Regions from separate parts of the Homo sapiens genome. Here all the other regions are linked to region 1. A link is an interaction called in ENCODE POLR2A ChIA-PET data of the cell type or tissue named here. Cell type or tissue: CD4-positive, alpha-beta T cell. All regions are shown on one strand. Region 1 has its middle 21 kb from the start of HECA. Region 2 overlaps HECA (hdc homolog, cell cycle regulator). Region 3 has its middle 10 kb from the start of CITED2.

Evidence for each region. ChIA-PET counts read pairs that join two places held together with the same protein. Peaks named below come from ENCODE experiments on the same cell type or tissue, not always from the same donor. Only the 100,000 strongest peaks of a DNase experiment are listed, where the experiment ranks them.
Region 2: POLR2A ChIA-PET joins it to region 1 with 6 read pairs; 9 of 35 experiments call an interaction of 5 or more read pairs at or near these places.
Region 3: POLR2A ChIA-PET joins it to region 1 with 6 read pairs; 8 of 35 experiments call an interaction of 5 or more read pairs at or near these places.

What each region holds. Positions count from the first base shown.
Region 1 is chr6:139,111,821-139,115,820 of GRCh38, reverse strand. No RefSeq gene overlaps it. Among named protein-coding and RNA genes, the nearest start is that of HECA, 21 kb to the left of the region's middle. In CD4-positive, alpha-beta T cell, no CTCF peak of the experiment used is centred here; a DNase peak (open chromatin) is centred at 2,410; H3K27ac peaks cover 3,363 bases.
Region 2 is chr6:139,162,516-139,166,515 of GRCh38, reverse strand. It overlaps HECA (hdc homolog, cell cycle regulator), which reads right to left. Exons shown (of 4, transcript NM_016217.3): 2 at 1-232. It also overlaps a transcript of TXLNB not described here. Among named protein-coding and RNA genes, the nearest start is that of HECA, 29 kb to the right of the region's middle. RefSeq lists an enhancer at 2,451-2,950. In CD4-positive, alpha-beta T cell, CTCF peaks have their summits at 1,956 and 2,165; a DNase peak (open chromatin) is centred at 2,335; H3K4me3 peaks cover 65 bases; H3K27ac peaks cover 1,772 bases.
Region 3 is chr6:139,362,200-139,366,199 of GRCh38, reverse strand. No RefSeq gene overlaps it. Among named protein-coding and RNA genes, the nearest start is that of CITED2, 10 kb to the left of the region's middle. In CD4-positive, alpha-beta T cell, CTCF peaks have their summits at 1,423 and 1,642 (motif pointing right); a DNase peak (open chromatin) is centred at 1,639.

The sequences.
Region 1 (4,000 bases):
AGTAGACTGCCCTCTGTTCCGTTTCCATTGCCAGTTCCCTGATGCGACCTTCCCTGGCTTCTGGCAGAATGCTGTCTCTACCTCTCATTACCCATGACACTATTCTCTACTTCACTTACCCTGTTGTGCCCATTCCAGCTTATATTTGAATAATTTATGAAGATGCCATATCCCTTAGTGCAGCAAGTGCTGTGTAAGAGCTGCCTTTTTTTCACCTTTATAGATTTGAGATGACCTTATACAAAGATTTTAAGTGTTTTAGGAAATCTTTGTGAAAGCAAAGGAGAAAAAAAGGATAAAGGGAAGGAAAAGGGAACCAGAAGGACACAGAAAGGAACAGAATGGAAGGGGAGGGAAGGGAAGGGAGTGGAAGAAATTCGGTAGTGTCTTTTTATGTGGGGTATATAATAGACCTTCACAACAAGTCTAATTTTATTCCTTTTCAAAATAAACTTTTTTATACCCTTTATTTTTCCAAAAACAGATCCTTATTTTCTTTGGAATGAGTGTCTCAGTTGTACCTTCTAAGAACTTAAGTCACACAACGTTTACACATATCCAAATACCAATGTTTAGTGCCATATTTTTCTCTTACTCAAATACCTCTTCTATTTTGTTTTCCTTTAGAATCAATGTTCTTTATTCTTAAGATAATAGAAAAGTGCACTAAATAGTTTGGAGACTGTTCAAAATAATCATATTTTACTCTTTACTTCATTTATCCTTCTTTAATACCTGAGGTATTTCATGAAGGCTAGTATGTCATAGATCTAAAATGATTGTTTCCTCATTTCTATGGCTCAGAAAAATCTGACAAGAACCTCCGCAGCTGCACTGGTTATAGTCTCAGACTGTCATCCCCAGCCAGGTGCAAAAACAATGGCTGCCTATTAATATCCCCGTGCCAGCTGTTATCCCTACATGTGCAACATCCGGGTGCTGATGGGGAGAACACCATTTTATCTGCAGCCTCCCCTTTTTTGGTAAGGAATAAACTTTGCTGTCAACTTTTAAATGGCTCCTAATGAGTTAAAAGAAATAAATTATGTTTTATGCAATGTATTTTTCATTCAAAGGACTAATGACAGACCCTTTTAGGACCATCCTTATGTTTGAGGCATATACAGAGCACAGGACTTCCAGCCGCAAAGGTTATGGGTGGAAATGATATATGTGATTTCACTCAGGTCTGCAATGGAAATCAATCTTCCATGAAAGTACCCTGTAATCAGGTATAATTGACATAATGAATAGGTAAAACATGAAACAGAAGAACACATTGGCAGGTAAGAGGTAAGGAGGGGCCAGGGAAACATATGTAAATGGAATCCAAAACCATAAACTAGTTAATATTTCAGTTTTTGAAAGTTACTAACAGTCAGTCTAAGGGACCCCCAATAAAATGTGATGGGCTCCAGTGTAAAAATAAGCCATACTCTTTATTCTTGATGAGCTGAATTATCTAAAGTCAGAAATGTGACACCAACCAAAGTATTCAGTGTCAGATTTATTTTATTCAAAGTCATATAATTTTATATTGGGAAGAGACCTTGCAATTCAACCTTTCATCAAGCACTGGAATTCCTTCCACAATATCCCAAGCAGATGGACATTTAGTCTTAGCTTGACTCCTGACTTAACCTGATCATTTAGACATAGCTTGAGCTCCTCCTACAACAGTGAGCTAAGCACTCTGTAAGGCAGCCTACTATATTATTGGACGTTTTTGGTTCCCAGAAACTTCCTTTTTAGGTTGAGATGAATCTTGCATTTCTATAATTTCTGTCCATTGATCATGGCTTTGCTATTTGGAAGATGCTGTATTCTAATTTTGGGGGCAGGCTTAGGTTGCCTAGGTTAGATAGGGTGATGGTTTAAGATATCCTAGGTCCAAAGAGTAGGGAATTAAGAGAGGTGAAATAAGTACATACTTTTAAATCCAACAATTCTTTTTGGGTCTAAGTAAATAGCATAGGTCATTATTATAACTTATATTTAAGGTATATTCAGAGTTAAGCGTATATATTAAGATTTAAAGACCTGTAACACTTAAGTACAATGCAATACTTTCTCATCATTTAATTTTGTATGTTCATCTAATTTCTGGAATCTCCCCAGCCTAAGCTCAAGGAGGTTAAAAGTTTTGGGAGTAGGAGACGTAGGAGACTTTTTGGGGAATAATTTTTCCCCAAAATATATTATTGGATAGAATTTACTTTCCAGTCCAAAAAACTTGATGTTGAAATTGTCACTTATAATCAGAGGTCTCAGTAGACATCTGCATTGTTCCAGCCTTGGTAGAGCTTTGGATTCTGCAAGTAACACTCAAACTCTACCACTTCCCCTGCTTCTGAGGTTAAAAGCAAGTGCCTGTCCTCATTATGATAGTTAAGATCTTATCTTCTCTTGTTTTTCTACCTCTGATAGGCTGTTCTGGTATTTATCCTGGGGGCAAAACAGAAAAGTGGTTGATTTCTTCGTGGCTCAAACAGAAAGATCATCAGGAACATGCACAACACACACACACACACACACACACACACACACACACACACAAGCATTAAGCTCCCTGGGGCCTTGAGGCCTCTACTGTCACTGCATTTCTTTGTTTTTTTTTTTTTTTGAGATGGAGTTTCACTCTTTTTTCCCAGGCTGGAGTTGCAGTGGCACGATCTCGGCTCACCACAACCTCTGCCTCCCAGGTTCAAGCAATTCTCCTGCCTCAGCCTCCCAAGTAGCTGGGATTATAGGTATGCACCACCACACCTGGCTAATTATATATTCTTAGTAGAAACGGAGTTTCACCATGTTGGTCAGGCTCGTCTCGAACTCCTGACCTCAGGTGATCCACTCACCTTGGCCTCCCAAAGTGCTGAGATTATAGGCATGAGCCACCGTGCCCAGTCTCTCACCGCATTTCTAACTCTCCTTCTTCATTGGTGATGGATAAATCACCATGTCTTCTATCTGCTTTGGGGTTTTTCTTCTTCCTCTAAACAAATTTTTGAAAGGGTTATATTGTAAACATTATAGATTCGTACTTTTATAGGTGACTAATAGGCTAAATTCCTTCTGGACAACAATGGAGCTTATATTTCTTTCAGATGCTTCAAAGAATATAGAATGTAAGCTCTAGGAAGCATGCCAGAAACACTTTTGAATCCAAACGGCCGGGTCGAGCCGGGTTATACTGAGAAATTTTGAGATATTTAAAAATCATTACAGCTGACAGAATAATAAACACCTATTCAAATGCAAAATAGTTATTTTTCTCTTTACCTTTTAAAGTCAGTGAAAGAAGGTTCTCACCATTTTACAGCTGTTAAAAAATTTAACTATATGTCACCCACTTTCATAAATATTTACCCAATTTAATCCTTAAAACAAGCCTCGAGGCATTACTCTCTGCATTTTTGAAAATAAGGAAACTGGCTTAAAGAGGAAGAGTTGAGACATGCCTGACAATCCCAGGAGTTGAAGTTGAGGGAGTCTCATGACTTCAGAGCCCAGGCATGTTCACTCTATCATGACTATTCCAGTGACCTGCAGGCTCACTTTGGTCTGCTATTACAAATAAAAGAGACCCTTGAATTTGCTTTCTAAATAATTATCTTCATGCCAGTCACCATGGCTCACGCCTGTAATTCCATCACTTTGGGAGGCCGAGGTGGGAGATTGCTTGAACGCAGGAGTTCAAGACCAGCCTGGGTAACATAGTGAGACTTTGTCTCTACAAAAAATACAAAATTGGCCGGGTATGGTGGCACACACCGGTAGTCCCAGCTACCCGAGAGGCTGAGGTGGGAAGATCTCTTGAGCCTGGAAGGTCAAGGCTGCAGTGAACTGTGATCTTACTGCACTCCAGCCTGGGCAACAGAGCAAGACCCTGTCTAAAGTAATAATCCTCATGATAATAACAATAATATTCCAAACATCTTTTGCCCAGTAAATTTTGATGTTTTGGTTCTCAATCTATGGGCTGGGTAAGACATGTCCTTTG
Region 2 (4,000 bases), 51 kb before region 1:
CCCTTCTTTGTCCACATGTTCTGGCGGCATTGCTTCTCGTTCCAGCTGCGCGCGCGGCCGATGCAGTTGAACTGGACGAGGATGCTGCTCTCCCACTCGTAGAAGCACTGCAGGTGCATCCAGGTGCTGCAGGGGCAGTGCTCGTTGTTGCACACCACCTTCTGGTAGTCGTCCTTCTCCAGGTCCACCGGCCTACCGAAGCTGCAGATCAGGGGAGTGGCACATGGGGCTTCTGGGGGAGGAATAAAGAGAGAACAGATTTCAGATTTTTGGATTAGGGGTACTCAACCTGTACTTGCAACAGTATGGTATAAGGTTTTTCTAAGACATGAATATAATGAAAGGCAGTTCCAGGGTTCCTTTAAAGATGAATCACTCCAGTGAACCAGGGAATAATATGATGAAGCTACTTAACCAACCAGTCTGGTGGAATCTCTAAAAAGGACCTTCAACGCCCTTCATCCTGAGCTTTAGGTTGTCCTGAATACCAGAAAGCCGCTGGAACATAGACGGTCTCATACCGATTTCTCGTCTAAGGTGGTCTGACACCCAATGGCAGGGATATTGAATCAAACTAATTGTTGGTCTACACAAAATTACAAAGCCAGGCTGTGAAGGAAAAAACCAGAATTCTTCCAAAGCTACCAGGACAGGAAGTGGGAACAACATAGTTGTACTCTATCTTAAGTACATGTCCCACACATGTCCCACACTGTGCAAACAGCCAAGCCGGTTCCCAGAAAGGACAGAAAACATGGTGACAGAAAGTAGAATCCGCTAACCCAATTCTTAAGAAATAAACATGATTCATGGATATGGGAACTCCACTGATTCCTTACAGCTATTCAATGATAACTGAACATCTGAGCTTAGAATTTATTTCTAAAATGTCAAAAAGACATGATAGAGTCAGTAAAAAAAAAAAAAAAAAGTGGTTGCCACAGGGGGTGGGGGATGAGCAGGTGAAGCACAGAGGATTTTTAGGGAAGTGAATCTATTCCCGTGATACTATAATGGCAGATACACGTCATTATACATTTGTCAAAATCCACAGGATGTACAATACCAAAAGGGAACCCTAATGTCAACTATGAAATTAAATGACAATGATGTGTAAATGTAGGTTCATCAATTGTAACATATGTACCATTCTGTATTCACAGTGGGGGAGGCTGGAGGAGGGCAGGAGGTATATGGGAACACTCTATACCTCCAGTTTTTCTGTGAACTTAAATCTGCTCTAAAAAATAAAATCTGTTTTTTTAAAATGAGAAATAAAAGGACATGTATGTATAAGTCCTGGTTCCATGGGATACTAGCCGTGTAAAAGTGAACTGGTTATTTCATCTGTTTAATCTTCCATTTCCTCAACCATAAATGGGCATAATTGTAGTAGCTACCTTATAGAGATTTTTTGAAGATTAAATAAGAAATGCTTATAAAGAGTTTAGCACAGTACCTGGCACATAAAGGATCATTAATGTTGTTGCTGCTGTTCTTGTCGTTAGCTGACTGTGACACAGCTTGGGATATTTTTATTTACAAAAGAAGCTGTGTAATAAGGTGGCCAGAGGTGGAAGGGGCTAATGTAGAGATGGCAAAACTGACCAAATGTGGGGCCAAACTGGGAGACTGAGAGTCTCATAGTGCAGGACCAAGGAAGGAAACCTGTTGCCACAGGCCCAAAAGAGTGGCTGCCGGTTGTATGAGCGGTGGGGGGCGGTGGGGGGGAGGTTAGTGTGGCTTACAGGCTGGGATGACAAGGGTGCTTCAGGGAGTCACACAACTAACAGCCTTCCCCACTTGTGTCTTGGCATTTCTACAATTTTCAATACAATTCATCACTCCCTTACATTCTTGCTTGCATTTCCGTAGGATTTTATACCATGCAGTTCTTTTGCCTCCCAATCCCCAAAATAAGTACTCTCCAGGACCAGTGCTCAGCATTTCTCTCCTCATCCTCTAGGCAGAAGCTAAAAACTACATCGCCAATTCTTAATGAGGGCACTACTGGCATCTGGACAATTCTCTTCCTGTAATGCACTGGACAGCCCAGTCCAGCACACTACAGGAAGCAAACATCACTAGGCCTGAGCACTCAGTATCTGTAGCCCACCCACCCCACCTTCCCCATCATGATACCCCCAATGTTCATAACACTTTCAAAGGGCCCCTTTGGAGGGAAATACTACTCTCCCAATTGGGAACCACTGGGCTTGGTCATGAAGCAGTTTAGATTATGTGTATAGATGACAGAAGCTAAAGGCAGACTCCCAGGCTCAGAGTTCTGCTCTAGAAAGCTCCCCTGGTGGCAGCGTGGGGCACGGGACTGGAAGTAAGGAGGCCAGAGGGAGGGTGCTGTGGGTTGAGAAATAAGGAGTGCCTGTGCTTCAGGAGCAGTGTGAGAAGATGCTCAGAGAGAGAGAGAGAGAGAGTGTGTGTGTGTGTTTGTGTGTGTGTGTGTGTGAGAGTCCATGCTGACGGACAGCAATGTGGGAACAGCAGGACAGGGAAGATGGAAAAAGACTTAGGGCTGCCCTATTTAGGACCCACTGATTTAGAAGTGCCTGTGTACCACTGAGGTGGAGGAGACATGAATTTGACTGGAGCTCAAGAGAGCTAGAGCTGTGAATACAGATGTGGAGTCACTCACCCACAGATGAAGGTCAAATCCCTAGGACTAATGAGATGCCCAAGAAAAACGGGAGGAGTGGGCAGAGACCAGAGGCCAGGAAAAGAATCCTGGGATGCAAGGACTGGAACCAAGGCTGGAGGAGAAGATTCCCCTGCAGAGATTGGTAAGAAATGAACTCAGAATTTACTGAAAAACAAGTCAGGAGAGAATTATGTCCAGGCAGTCAGGGGACAGCGCAGTGGCTCACGCCTGTAATCCCAGCACTTTCGAAGGCCGTGGCGGGTGGATCACCTGAGGTCAGGAGTTCGATACTAGCCTGGCCAACATGATGAAACCCCATCTCTACTAAAAATACAAAAATTAGCTGGGTGTAGTGGCGCACACCTGTAATCCCAGCTACTCGGGAGGCTGAGGTGGGAGTATCACTTGAATTGGAAGACGAAGGTTGTAGTGAGTAGAGATTGTGCCACTGCACACCAGCCTGAGTGGCACAGTGAGACTCCCTTTAAAAAAAAAAAAAAAAAAAAAGAATGGAGAACTGCAAAATGTCCCAGAGCACCAGGTAACATCGGTGCTTCTCCACCTCTGCACTACAGACATTTGGGCTGGATCTCTGTTGTGGGAGCCATCCTGTAAGATGTCTAGCAGCTAGCAGCAACCTCACTGTCCATCCCGTAGAGGCCAGCCCCACTCAATGTCTCCAGGCACTGCCAGGTATCCCCTAGGGGGTAAAATCACCCCGAGTTAAGAATTCACTGGATGCAATAAACCTGAAAAGTCCCAGCCAAAATGAGCAGTGAGCCAGGCACTGTCTCCTCACGGAGAACAGCTCCAGCGGGAATGATGGAGGGCAGGTCAGAGGTAGACAGTGAGGTGAAAAGGCAGAAACAGGGAGACTCCAGGAAACTCTTTCCAGAGGGTAACTGTAGGGCAGGGAAAGAGCATGGGCAGGGTACAGAAGACAGCAGAGGCTGAGCCTTAACACCATGTTCATGAGCTCAGGGAATACAGGCCAAAACCTCACGACAGCTTAAAGACATATGAGAGGGAACAAACCATGTGACTCCTCTACTCAACAACCTTCCCAACCTTATCCCTGCACACTGAACCACAGACACAACATTCCACCAAATCAATCAGCAGAGGGTGGTGGCAATGTGGACCCATAAAGCCTATACAAATATTAGTTCTGTCATATGTTACAATTATCCCCTTCAGGTGTGGGATTCCAGGGCCTTGGCAAAATGGCCCTAAACCAATTTGTCTACCTCTATGTATTAATATTTGATCACCGTGGTTTCCCCTTAATCTTCATTTGTCCAAATCCCATTCAGCCACTGACAGCAATTCACAGTTCAGACTCTG
Region 3 (4,000 bases), 250 kb before region 1:
CACAAGATTCGGGTCTACGCTTTTTCAAATTTGGTATAAAAATTCCTCCAAATTAAGTGTGACCCCTGAAAGTGCATGAGTAGCCTCATGGTGAGCTGCTTACCCCTTCTTAATATTTTGACCTCGTTAGCACTTCAAGTCAAATGAAAGAATATCAGTGATTTAAATTGCGGTTTCAGTTTTTTTTTCCTTAACTGAATTCCTTCTTGCTGGAAATAAACAGTTTCTTTCAGAAATTAAGCCAATGCCTTACCCTCCCAATTCTATACTCTATTAAATGAGAATGTTAGTTACTAAATTCTGGCACATAAATATGACCGCTTTACAACTCGCCCAACTGCCTGCCAGCGATTATGTTTTAATATTGATTATAAGATTCAGGCTGATTTCATAATGTTAAGATTTTTTTTAAGTACATGTTAGAATAAAGGAAATACAATATTTAGTTACTTTACACTTAACTAATCTTCCTCAATTTATCCAAAGTTTCTTGATGCAAATGTAAACTCACATTCTCTTACTTTGGTCTTCTATGGAAATGGAGAACTCTTCTATTAATAGTTACTGAAAAGAATAGTAGATCAGGAATAAAAAACATAGGTCTAGTCTTAACTCTGCAACCAAATAGCTGTGTAATTTAATCATTGTTGACTCAAGTTTCTCCATCAGTAAAATGAAGATGTTTAATTAATACATCTTGTATTCAAATTCTCATGAAGAAAACATAAGCCCGTTCCTATCATTTCTCCTCCTCTGAAAACATGGAGTACAATATTATAAGACCACCTCAAAACCTGTTCCATCATTCTTACCATTGTTTTTCCAAGCTCACCGTGAGTCTGTGGGTGTGCCATAGACCTGACCCAGTTGTGTCAACTTTCCAAAGATTGGAATCGTCTCTGTAAATATTCCCTTTCATTGCCATAATGAGCACAAATTTTGGCTACTGAGATTTATCAGCCTGCAAGCAAATGCCAAAAAAGCTTGCCACCCTAGGAAATATTTCCAGAACATGACATTGCAAATTTGCTGATGCAGTTGTTTAAATTATGTGTGTGTGTGTATGGTGTGTAACTTACTGAAAATAATTCGATCAATTCTTTATTTCAGGTTCTGTTTTATATTCTTACAGATTAATTTCACTTTTCCAACCTCATAAATAACAAACCATAACTATTTGAACTCTCTTCCTTTCAAACATCTTTTCCTGGGCCACAATTATTATCGTCATCATTAGCATAACTGTTAGTATTATTTACTTTCTCAGAGAGGCAATCCTATATACAATGCTAAGTCAGAGGAAGCTAGCATGTGTTGAACACTATAATAAGCAGATACGTAAGAGTTTTCAAGTAGTTAAGAGGCATTTGTCTATATCCATTTATCTATTTCTCCCTCCCCAACTTTACAACACCACATTCCACCAGTTTGGGAAATCAATTATTTAGCTAGATGATCAACTAATAGATTAGTTGAAAATTGTTAAACAAAAGTGTATCATAATACATAACTATCCAGGAAATAATTATAGACTGACATGTAAAAGTAATGTAGCTAAAGAACCATGATAATGTTACAAAATATTTGTTCCTTTCATCACTTAACCACTAGATGGAGCTAAAGGTCTGTAAATTCAAATTTGCGCTTTTCTCCTGAGCTGCTGGACTGTCATTTCCTTAAAGAATTTGCCCCCATCCCCACTTACCATTTCCTGTTTGTATTACTGAAACAAAAAATATCCTATGTGACCTATTTTAACCCTCAAAATTAAAAATATGTCAAGGTCACCCAAATACACTCTGCCCAAGCACCATTGCTCGCTACAGTCTAATAAAAATAGGAAATTGACAAAAGATGTCTTTGAGCAACTCCACTTTTTTTTTCTTTTTTTTAAATTATACTTTAAGTTCTAGAGTACATGTGCACAACGTGCAGATTTGCTACATAGGTATACATCTGCCATGTTGGTTTGCTGCACCCATTAACTCATCATTTACATTAGGTATTTCTCCTAATGCTATCCCTCCCCCTACCCCCCACCCCACGACAGGCCCCGGGGTGTGCTGTTCCCCGCCCTGTGTTCAAGTGATCTCATTGTTCAGTTCCCACCTATGAGTGAGAACATGCGGTGTTTGGTTTCCTGTCCTTGTGATAGTTTGCTGAGAATGATGGTTTCCAGCCGCATCCATGTCCCTACAAAGGACATGAACTCATCCTTTTTTATGGCTGCATAGTATTCCATGGTGTATATGTGCCACATTTTCTTAATCCAGTCCATCATTGATGGACATTTGGGTTGGTTCCAAGTCTTTGCTCTTGTGAATAGTGCCACAATAAACATACATGTACAAGTGTCTTTATAGTAGCATGATTTATAATCCTTTGGGTATATACCCAGTAATGGGATCACTGGGTCAAATGGTATTTCTAGTTCTAGATCCTTGATGAATCTCCACACTGTCTTCCACAATGGTTGAACTAGTTTACACTCCCACAAACAGTGTAAAAGTGTTTCTATTTCTCCACATCCTCTCCAGCATCTGTTGTTTCCTAAGTTTTTAATGATCGCCATTCTAACTGGTGTGAGATGGTATCTCATTGTGGTTTTGATTTGCATTTCTCTGATGGCCAGTGATGATGAGCATTTTTCTCATGTGTCTGTTGGCTGTTACATAAATGTCTTCTTTTGAGGAGTGTCTGTTCATATCCTTTGCCCACTTTTTGATGGGGTTGTTTTTTTCTTGTAAATTTGTTTAAGTTCTTTGTAGATTCTGGATATTAGCCCTTTGTCAGATGGGTAGATTGCAAAAATTTTCTGCCATTCTGTAGGGAGCAACTCCACTTTCTTCCCCTTTTTAACCCCTTCCCTTTTTGAAGTGTTCTCCTGCCTTTCATTTGCTCAGGTATCAGTGGCTCAATTTTCTGCCCTGCTGGGACGTTTATATCTTAATAGAGAAATTTGAGAGAGAGAGCATTTAAAACTAAAGGAAGAAATTTTGAATGGTAGGATTTTGTGCATCATTCAGAAAGATATTTGAAGGTCCCTAAGCCTTTCTCTATCTTTTTCTGACCCTGAAATCATTCCTTTTTCCTGTCTCTCCTACCTCTCAAGCCAGTGCTATTCAAAATCTTATACGAGGCCCTTTGCTCCTACCTTAAATATTGGTGTTTGCCAGACTTCTTACCTCACCTCACTAGTCAATTTCATCTATTTCTAAAGGGCTCTGATACCACCTAGAAATTGAGCATTTCAAAACCCAGATGTCCAGCCCAGACCTCCCCAATCTCTGCTTACTACTGAATGAACACACGCACGTGCACACACAGACACACACACACACACACACACACACACACTGACGTCTGATACACATTGAAGTAGAATATGTCCAAGACTTTATTCAATCCTCTCTCATTCACTTCCTGTGTTCTGATTCCTGGTTAATGGAACTGCTATTCATCCAGACACTGAAACCAGAAATCTAGAACTTTCTTCCATTCCTTCCCTCTTCTTCACCACCAGCCAAGCTACTTAGTTACCACATTCAACAAACTTGCCGCCTGCCTAAAATGTGCTTTCCTTCCTAAACCTCCCTTAGGTCTTTGTGAGAATTTGCTTCCTAGATGGCCACACTAATTAAAATGGAAAGCCGTCTCCAGCTTTTCCCCATGGCATGCCCTATCCCTTTAATCCTGATCAACTTTTCCCCAGAGCACTGCCAAGGGTGTTTCAAACTCTGTAAAGGCCCGGCACGGTGGCTCACCCCTGTAATCCCAGCACTTTGGGAGGCCGAGGCGGGCAGATCACGAGGTCAGGAAATCAAGACCATCCTGGATAACACGGTGAAACCTCATCTCTACTAAAAATACAAAAAATTAGCCGGGCGTGGTGGCGGGCGCCTGTAGTCCCAGCTACTCAGGAGGCTGAGGCAGGAGAATGGCGTGAACCCGGGAGGCGGAGCTTGCAGTGAGCCCGGATCGCACCACTGCACTCCAGCCT